Regions from separate parts of the Homo sapiens genome. Here region 1 is linked to region 2. The links are chromatin loops, found by intact Hi-C in ENCODE. Cell type or tissue: Caco-2. All regions are shown on one strand. Each heading gives the region's core, and the rest is flanking DNA. Links, peaks and the distances in the headings are about the cores only.

What was found. Hi-C counts contacts between places; a loop is a spot of excess contacts. Peaks named below come from ENCODE experiments on the same cell type or tissue, not always from the same donor. Only the 100,000 strongest peaks of a DNase experiment are listed, where the experiment ranks them.
Region 1: a loop joins it to region 2, with 4 times the contacts of the local background. A loop is called at or near these places in 10 of 110 quality-filtered maps.

The regions. Positions count from the first base shown.
Region 1 is chr12:7,703,588-7,707,979 of GRCh38, reverse strand. No RefSeq gene overlaps it. Among named protein-coding and RNA genes, the nearest start is that of DPPA3, 5.6 kb to the left of the region's middle. RefSeq lists enhancers at 1-269, 2,996-3,669. In Caco-2, for the core only: no CTCF peak of the experiment used is centred there; DNase peaks (open chromatin) are centred at 1,949 and 2,409; H3K4me3 peaks cover 1,003 bases.
Region 2 is chr12:7,805,332-7,809,723 of GRCh38, reverse strand. No RefSeq gene overlaps it. Among named protein-coding and RNA genes, the nearest start is that of NANOG, 18 kb to the right of the region's middle. RefSeq lists enhancers at 1,424-1,923, 3,890-4,392 and a silencer at 2,592-2,751. In Caco-2, for the core only: a CTCF peak has its summit at 2,680 (motif pointing right); a DNase peak (open chromatin) is centred at 2,663.

The DNA.
Region 1 (4,392 bases), core at 276-4,275, 100 kb after region 2:
AACATAGGGAAATCCACAAGAACATTGCATTGAGTCTGGATGAGTAATGAAAATTATTTAAGTGTTTAATGATACATGGTAAAGAGTTATAATTTTAAAAAGTTCGTAAGTTCAGTTATGAAAATCTGTTATGTGTATAGAGGAAACAGGGCTGGGCCTGGTGGTTCAATCCTATAATTCCAGCACTTTGGGAGGCGGAGGCCGGAAGATCACTTGAGCCCGGGAGTTCAAGACCAGCCTTGGCAGCATAGTGAGACCCCTGTCTCTACAAAAAATACAAACATTAGCTGGGCATGGTGGCTCGTGCCTACAGTCCCAGCTACTCTGAAGGCTGAAGTGGGAGCAGAAATTCCGCCTCCCAGGTTCAAGCGAGTCTCTTGCCTCAGCCTCCCGAGTAGCTAGGATTACAGACATGAGCCACCATGTCCAGCTAATTTTTTTTAGTAGAGACAGGGTTTCACCATGTTAGCCAGGCTGGTCTCGAACTCCTGACCTCAGGTGATCCACCCGCCTCAGCCTCCCAACGTGCTGGGATAACAGGCGTGAGCCACCGTGCCCAGCCTCATACCTGACACTTCTATAACAGAAGACAGATTAACAAGAGGTAAGCATAACAAATTTATTTAAACGTATTTTAAGTGGACCGACCATGGCGGCTCAGGCCTGTAATCCCAGCACTTTGGGAGGCTGAAGTGGGAGGATCTCTCGAGCCCAGGAGTTTGAGGCCAGCCTGAACAACAAAGCGAGGCAAGGTCTCCCCCAAAAAATGTAAAAATTAGCTGGGGCTGATGGCACAGGCCTGTGGTCCCCGATATGGGTACCCAATACGGGTCACTGAGGCAGGAGGATGGCTTGAGCCCAGGAGTTGAAGGCTGCAGTGAGCTATGATTGCACCATTGCACTCCAGCCTGGGCCACAGAGACCCTGTCACAAAAATATATATTTTTTTGACCTCCCATTTTGAAACAAATTCATATATATATACATACACACATGTATATGTGTGTGTGTGCGTGTATGTGTGTGTATGGTATTCCAGAGAGGGAAAGCCTGGTAAGGGGAAGATGAGGGCTGCTATTTTGGAAAACCCTACCAACATGCAGCTATTTTTCTTTCTTTTTTTTTTTTTTTGAGACGGAGTTTCGCTATTGTTGCCCAGGCTGGAGTGCAATGACACGATCTCGGCTCACCGCAACCTCCGCCTCCCAGGTTGAAGCGATTCTCCTGCCTCAGCCTCCTGAGTAGCTGGGATTACAGGCATGCGCCACCACACCCGGATAATTTTGTATTTTTAGTTGAGACGGGGTTTCTCCATGTTGGTCAGGCTGGTCTCAAACTCCCGACCTCAGGTAATCCTCCCGCCTCGGCCTCCCAAAGTGCTGGGATTATAAGCGTGAGCCACCGTGCCCGGCCCGCTATTTTTCTTTTCTTTCTTTTTTTTTCTTTTTTTTTTTTTTGTTTTTTGAGATGAAGTTTCGATCTTGTTGCCCAGGCTGGAGTGCAGTGGCGCCATCTCGGCTCACTTCAACCTCCGTCTCCCGGGTTCAAGCAACTCTCCTGCCTCAGCCTTCTCAGTAGCTGGGATTACAGGCACGCGCCACCACGCCCGGCTCATTTTGTATTTTTAGTAGAGACAGGGATTGCTCCATGTTGGTCAGGCTGGTCTGGAACTCCCGACCTCAGGTCATCCGCCCGCCTCGGCCTCCCAAAGTGCTGAGATTACAGGCGTGAGCCACCGCGCCCTGCCGACACGCAGCTATTTTACTTAAGCTCTTTCCATGCTTTCTAACCGTGGCGGCCCGGGCCTCCCCCGGGCCTGTCCCTTTGCCCCGGCAGCCCCACCCCAACGCTAGCCTCTCTTTGCATTCGTTCTCACTCTCCACCCTAGCATATGTGCGGTTCAAACCGGACGTTTCCACCTGGCTTTGAAGGTTACCCGCCTTGCATTCCTGCAGTGGAAGCCCAAGGGGGCACGACGGAGTCGAGCAGCCCCGCTGGGGTGGGGCGGGAGGGTCCGGAGCTCACCTAGGCGGGACGCCGCGGGGCGTGTGAGCAAAACAACTCCTGGCGTCCACGCCTCCTCCTCACCTCCCGCAGCCCTCAGTTGCCTTCCTCTCCAGGAATCCTCCTTAGTTTTTGGAATTCCACAGTGAGAAATTAATACTCCCAGGGCCAATTATTTAATAGCTTAGTGGAAAATACTTAATGATGACAATACGATGACAGCCCTCTAAAGAGTTTGCTGGAAGAAATGGTGGCTCTGATAGAAAGAGGGGAAGATGGGTGGTAGATTTCCCAAAATGCGCTGTTTGAGTGAGGCTATCTGGAACCCTGACTAAAGGTCACTCGGGCCTCTCAGAAGAGGGTAGTAAATACTGTTAGCATTCCCAGATTTGCTTAAGGATGAGATTTCAGGAAAGACTTGTTTTGTGTATTTATAGAGCTCCACAGAATGTACAGGGAGTAATGCTGGTGGGGTGTTGCCTAAGAATAACTTTGTGTTTCATTGTTTCTTTTTCTTTTTTGAGACAGAGTCTCGCTCTGTCGCCCAGGCTGGAGTCCAGTGGCGCTATCTTGGCTCACTGCAACCTCTGCCTCCCGGATTCAAGCGATTCTTGTGCCTCAGACTCCCAAGTAGCTGGGATTACAGGCACGTGTCACCACGCCCGGCTAATTTTTGTGTTTTTAGTAGAGACGGGGTTTCGCCATGTGGGCCAGGCTGGCCTCGAAATCCTGACCTCCGGTGATCCACCGCCTCGGCCTTCCAAAACGTTGGGATTACAGGCGTGAGCCACCGCACCCGGCGAGATCTTACTTTCTAGTAACATTCTCCAATAAAAAGAACGAGAGCTCCTTGGAGAAATGGCTAATTCTAGGACTGGGAAGAAAATATGTAAGATAAGAGCATTGTCAGACCAGGCGTGATGGCTCACACCTGTAATCCCAGCACCTTGGGAGGCCAAGGCAGGTGGATCACTTTGATACTGTTCAGGTGAATGAAGGAACACCAGGGCTCTTGTCTCTCCTTGAATTAGATAAAACAACATGGCCGGGAGCAGTGGCTCATGCCTGTAATCCCAGCACTTTGGGAGGCTGAGACGGGCAGATCACAAGGTCAGGAGTTCGAGACCAGCCTGGCCAATATGGTGAAACCCCGTCTCTACTAATAACACAAAAATCAGCTGGGAGTGGTGGCACACGCCCGTAGTCCCAGCTAGTCAGAAGGCTGAGGCAGAAGGATCACTCTAGCCCAGGAAATCAAGGCTGTAGGGAGCTTTGTTCATACCACTGCACTCCAGCTTGGGTGACTGAGCAAGACTGTCTCAAAAGAAAAAAGAACCAAAAACAACACACCTGTTGGTAGGAGCACAGGAGCCAACTAAAAGACCTGGAACAGCTTGAGCCACAAAATAAATAAGTAGTATTGGATTATCACCCAAAGTTTAAAATAAATATTCATGAGGTCACTCTGATATAAATAAATGATAGGACAAATTAATAATTGGACAGGAAGAGACAACTCTCTCTCTGGGCTATTTTTTGTTTGTTTGTTTGACAAAGAGTCTCGCTCTGCCTCCTAGGCTGGAGTGCTGTGGCGTCATCATACCTCACTGCAGCCTTGAACTCTTGGGCTCATGCTATCCTCCCACCTCAGACTCCTGAATAGCTGGGATTACGGGCATGAACCCCAACAGTCGGCTAATTTTTTTAAGTTTTGGACAAGAGTTCCAACTCTCTTTAGAATTGCAGAAGAATTCCAAACAATGTATGCTCAAGACAGGGGTGGGGGGGCACACCCAACTACCCACTTCTTAGGTGTGAACTGCACATGGTGACTCCTTTTATGGTATGAGGCCACCACTTCTCCTGTTGGCCTTCTCAGTTTCTCCCCAACCTCCCCTTTTCCCTAGTTTATAAGACAGGAGAAAAGGGAGAAAGCAAAAAGTTGGAAAGAAACAGAAGTAAGATAAATAGCTAGACGACCTTGGCGCCACCACCTGGCCCTGGTGGCTAAAATAATAATAATATTATTAACCCCTGACCAAAACTACTGGTGTTATCTGTAAATTCCAGACATTGTATGAGAAAGCACTGTAAAACTTTTTGTTCTGTAAGCTGATGTATGTAGCCCCCAGTCACGTTTCTCATGCTTACTTGATCTATTATAACTTTTTCACGTAGACCCCTTAGAGTTGTAAGCCCTTAAAAGGGCTAGGAATTTCTTTTTCGGGGAGCTCAGCTCTTAAGACACGAGTCTGCCGATGCTCCCGGCCGAATAAAACAACCTCTTCCTTCTTTAATCTGGTGTCTGAGGAGTTTTGTCTGAGACTCGTCCTGCTACACTTTCAAAGTGTACAGTATGGCTGGGTGTGGTGGCTCATGCCTGTAATC
Region 2 (4,392 bases), core at 277-4,276:
GTACACTAAGTTTGGACCGGCCCATGTAGCTCATGCCTATAATCCCAGCTCTTTGGAAGGCCAGGGCAGAACAATAGCTTGAGGCCAGGTGTTCAAGGACAGCCTGGACAATGTAACAAGACCCCAGTCTCTACAAAAATAAATTTAAAAAAATTTTATTTCATAAAAACAATTAGCCAGGTGTGGTGGTGCATATCTGAAATTCTAGCCACTGGAGAGGCTGAGGCAGGGGGATCACTTGAGCTCAGGAGTTCGAGGCTGAGGTGAGCTATGATCGATCCACTGCACTCCAGCCTGGGTGACACAGCCAGACACTGTCTCAAAAAAAAATAAAAAATAAAAAATAAAAAATAAATGCTCATGTAAATGTAAACTGAAAAAAAGTAAAAAATAAAAATAAGTAATGTTAAAAATAAAATGATTGACCAGGCGCGGTGGCTCACGCCTGTAATCCCAGCACTTTGGGAGGCCGAGGCGGGCAGAACACAAGGTCAGGAGATCAAGACCATCCTGACTAACACGGTGAGACCCCGTCTCTACTAAAAATACAAAAAAAATTAGCCGGGCGTGATGGCGGGTGCCTGTAGTCCCAGCTACTTGGGAGGCTGTGGCAGGAGAATGGCAGGAACCCAGGAGACAGAGCTTGCAGTGAGCCAAGATCACGCCACTGCACTCCAGCCTGGGCGACAGATCAAGACTCTGTCTCAAAAAAAAAAAAAAAAAAAAGATTAAAAAAAATGAATGTATTCCTCATTCCTCCACAGCTCAGGTGACAGAAAACTGAAATCTATTTTTTTTTTTTTTTTTTTTTTTTTGGTGATGGTGCTGGGGAATGAACCCAGGGCCGTGTGCAGAAAGCTGAAATTTTATGGCTGGAAGTGCCCAAAACCAACAGAGCAGTTTGAAATTAGGAGTGAATTGGCTGGGCACGGTGGCTCACACCTGTAATCCCAGCACTTTGGGAGGCCGAGGCAGGTGGATGGTGAGGTCAAGAGATCAAGACCATCCTGGCTAGCACGGTGAAACCCCATCTCTACTAAAAAATACAAAAAAATTTTAGCCGGGTGTGGTGGCGGACGCCTGTAGTCCCAGCTACTTGGGAGGCTGAGGCAGGAGAATGGCATGAACCCAGGAGGCAGAGCTTCCAGTGAGCCGAGATCATGGCACTGCACTCCAGCCTAGGCGACAGAGCGAGACTCCGTCTCAAAAAAAAAAAAAAAAAAATAGGAGTGAATCCTACCAAAAACAACTAAAAAGGGGGGAAAAAAAACCATAGAGAAAGTCATTCCTAAAAGTCTGATCATATTTTCTGCCCAAATTCCTGACTGACCAGCGAATTTTGCAAGCACAGGTGTCTCCAGGCCAAAAAGCAGCAGATGAAGACCCTAGAGCAGGATAGAGAGATCAGCTGTTGCTCGTTGCTGGGAAGATAACGTTTTTGCCTACTAGAACAAAAATACAAAATGCCCAGAAGAACACAAGAGAATCCAGAGTTTCTACAACATAATATTTGCAACATCAAGCTTTCAATCCAAAATGACTAGCTCACGTCATCCCCCACAAGTGTTGGGCTGTGAACTACTCCTAAAGACTGGCAGTAGATCCCAGGAGCCTACCTCCCTGGTGCCATGTTGCTGGATGTCCCGCACCTGTCCCATACTGTAGCTGTGCTAGATGTTCTGATTCTAATAAACTCTGAATTTTCCTCAGCTAACGCATGATCTTGACCATGAATCTCCACAAGGATCTCTTATAAACTGTGAGGGAAGCTGAAGCCAATCCTATGACTCCGACACTCTGTTCAGCTTGCCTTCTGTTAGTCTTTGTTCAACCGTGGCCCTGTTCATACACACCTGCGGGCTTGCTACCCAATTTTCTAAAGCTAAATAGGTGACAAAAGAGAAAGAGAGGCCGGGCACAGTGGCTCACGCCTGTAATCCCAGCACTCTGGGAGGGCGAGGTGGGCGGATCACGAGGTCAGGAGATTGAGACCATCCTGGCCAACATGGTGAAACCCCGTCTCTACTAAAAAATACAAAAATTAAAAATTAGCTGGGCATGGTGGCGGCGCCTATAATCCCAGCTACTTCCCAGCTACTCAGGAGGCTGAGGCAGGAGAATCGCTTGAACCCGGGAGACGGAGGTTGCAGTGAGCCAAGATCACACCATTGCACTCCAGCCTCAGCGACTGAGCAAGACTCTGTCTCAAAAAAAAAAAAAAAAAGATGAAAGAGACTGATACACTTTTAGTTAAACTCCACAGCAACAGATTTCTTTTTTCCAATGTCCTCAGCAAATTTGTATCTTCATTACAATATCTAAACACACTCTTCCAAGAACATTTCCATGTCTGCCTGCTGGCTTAGTTTATAACCACTATGAATCACTTGTAAAAGCAGTGTCACTTATTCTGCTAAGGTTTTCAATCCATTTTTTTTTCCCTAGGGCCTCCAGTTTATTCCATTTAGAGGAACTTCTACTTCATCAAGTACATCTGAGTATATCTGATCCATCATTCTCAATTGATTTCTATCTTGAACCACATGTAATTGAAGAATATGTCTGGGCATCCATTCCCTTGTCCCTGAACATGTGATGGTTAAGGAAAGTTCCCTATCATTGTAAAACAGTTGGGAGATTGGTGAGCCCAGTGCCACGGTAGACCACTAGAGGGGGGTGTGACTCTCTCAGTGAGCTTAACATTGACTTAATGGCTTTGCCCAAAGAGGGACAGTCTAATCTGTGTTTCAAAAGCAAGAGTTCCAGTATTCTAGCATGTCCTAAAGGTATCAGTACAAGTACTTGAGTTATTTTCATATTTCAAAAATGTTCACGGAAATGTTACTTTTACTAGCAATTATTTAGTTCCATAGAGGCTACTCTTATGCTTTCCAAATAGATTTATCTATTATTTTTGTCAGATATGTTCTAAAAATAGAGGAAAAGCAAAAAATGCCTCCTAATTTTATTTCCTAGAGATAACTATTACTTTTATTTCTATATCTGTATCTATCTTTCCACACTTAATTTATCTCCATATATGACATGAATGGGATCACAACCTATAAACGAATCTGCTCTTTTACCTTAATAATGGAATTTTCCCATACATTTAAATCTGCTTCATCCTTTTTGTTTTTGTTTTGTTTTGTTTTGAGACAGGGTCTCACTCTGTTGCCCAGACTGGAGTGCAGTGGCTCAATCTCAGCTCACTGCAACCTCCGTCTCCCGGGTTCAAGCAATTTTCCTGCCTCAGCCTGCCAAGTAGCTGAGATACAGGCACTCGGCCAGCATGCCGAGCTTATTTTTGTATTTTTAGTAGAGACGGGGTTTTGCCATGTTGGTCAGGCTGGTCTCAAACTCCTGACTTTGTGATCCACCAGACTCAGACTCCCAAAGTGCTGGGATGACAGGCATGAACCACTGCACTTGGCCATCTTTTTTGTTTTTTATGGCTACATAAGTACTCCAATATATCATAACACATTTAAGGAAAGTCCTATTGATATACATTTAGATTTAAAAAAATATTTTTGGCCGGGCGCAGTGGCTCACACCTATAATTCCAGCACTTTGGGAGGCCGAGGTGGGCAAATCACCAGGTCAAGAGATCGAGACCATCCTGGCCAACACAGTGAAACCCCGTCTCTACTAAAAATACAAAAATTAGCTGGCTTTGGTGGTGCGCAACTGTAGTCCCAGCTACTCACGAAGCTGAGGCAGAATTGCTTGAGCCCGGGAGGTGGAGGTTGCAGTGAGCCGAGATCGTGCCACTGCACTCCAGCCTGGTGACAGATTGAGACTTCGCCTCAAAAATAATAAATAAATAAAAATAAAAATAAAAAATTGTTTAGCTATTACCAACAGTGCTGTAATGAGTATCTTTATGTGGTTGTTTGATTAATGCCTTGGCATACAGTCCTAGGGGGTGTATCAAAGGATGATCACATTTTACATTGCCATGCAGGTAACTGACATTAATTGTATATGTTCTATGAGCTAGACAAAATACATATTAGATGACAGAAATCACTTCAAGTATTATTTCTATTTACACAAAAGGGAAGACCTAAAAGCCTGCAAAATAATTTGCCCAAGGTCATAATGGTGGAGCTGAGATTTTAATGTGTGTATTTTCTTTTCTTTTTTCTTTTTTTTGAAACAGAGTTTCACACCTATCTCCCTGGCTGGAATGCAGTGGCATGATCTAGGCTGATTGCAGCCTCTGCCTCCTGGGTTCAATCAAGTGATTCTTCTGACTCAGCTTCCCGAATAGCTGAGACCACAGGCATGCACCACCACGCCCGGCTAATGTTTGTATTTTTTTGTAGAGATTGGATTTTGCCATGTTGGCCAGGCTGGTCTTGAACTTCTGGCCTCAAGTGATCCACC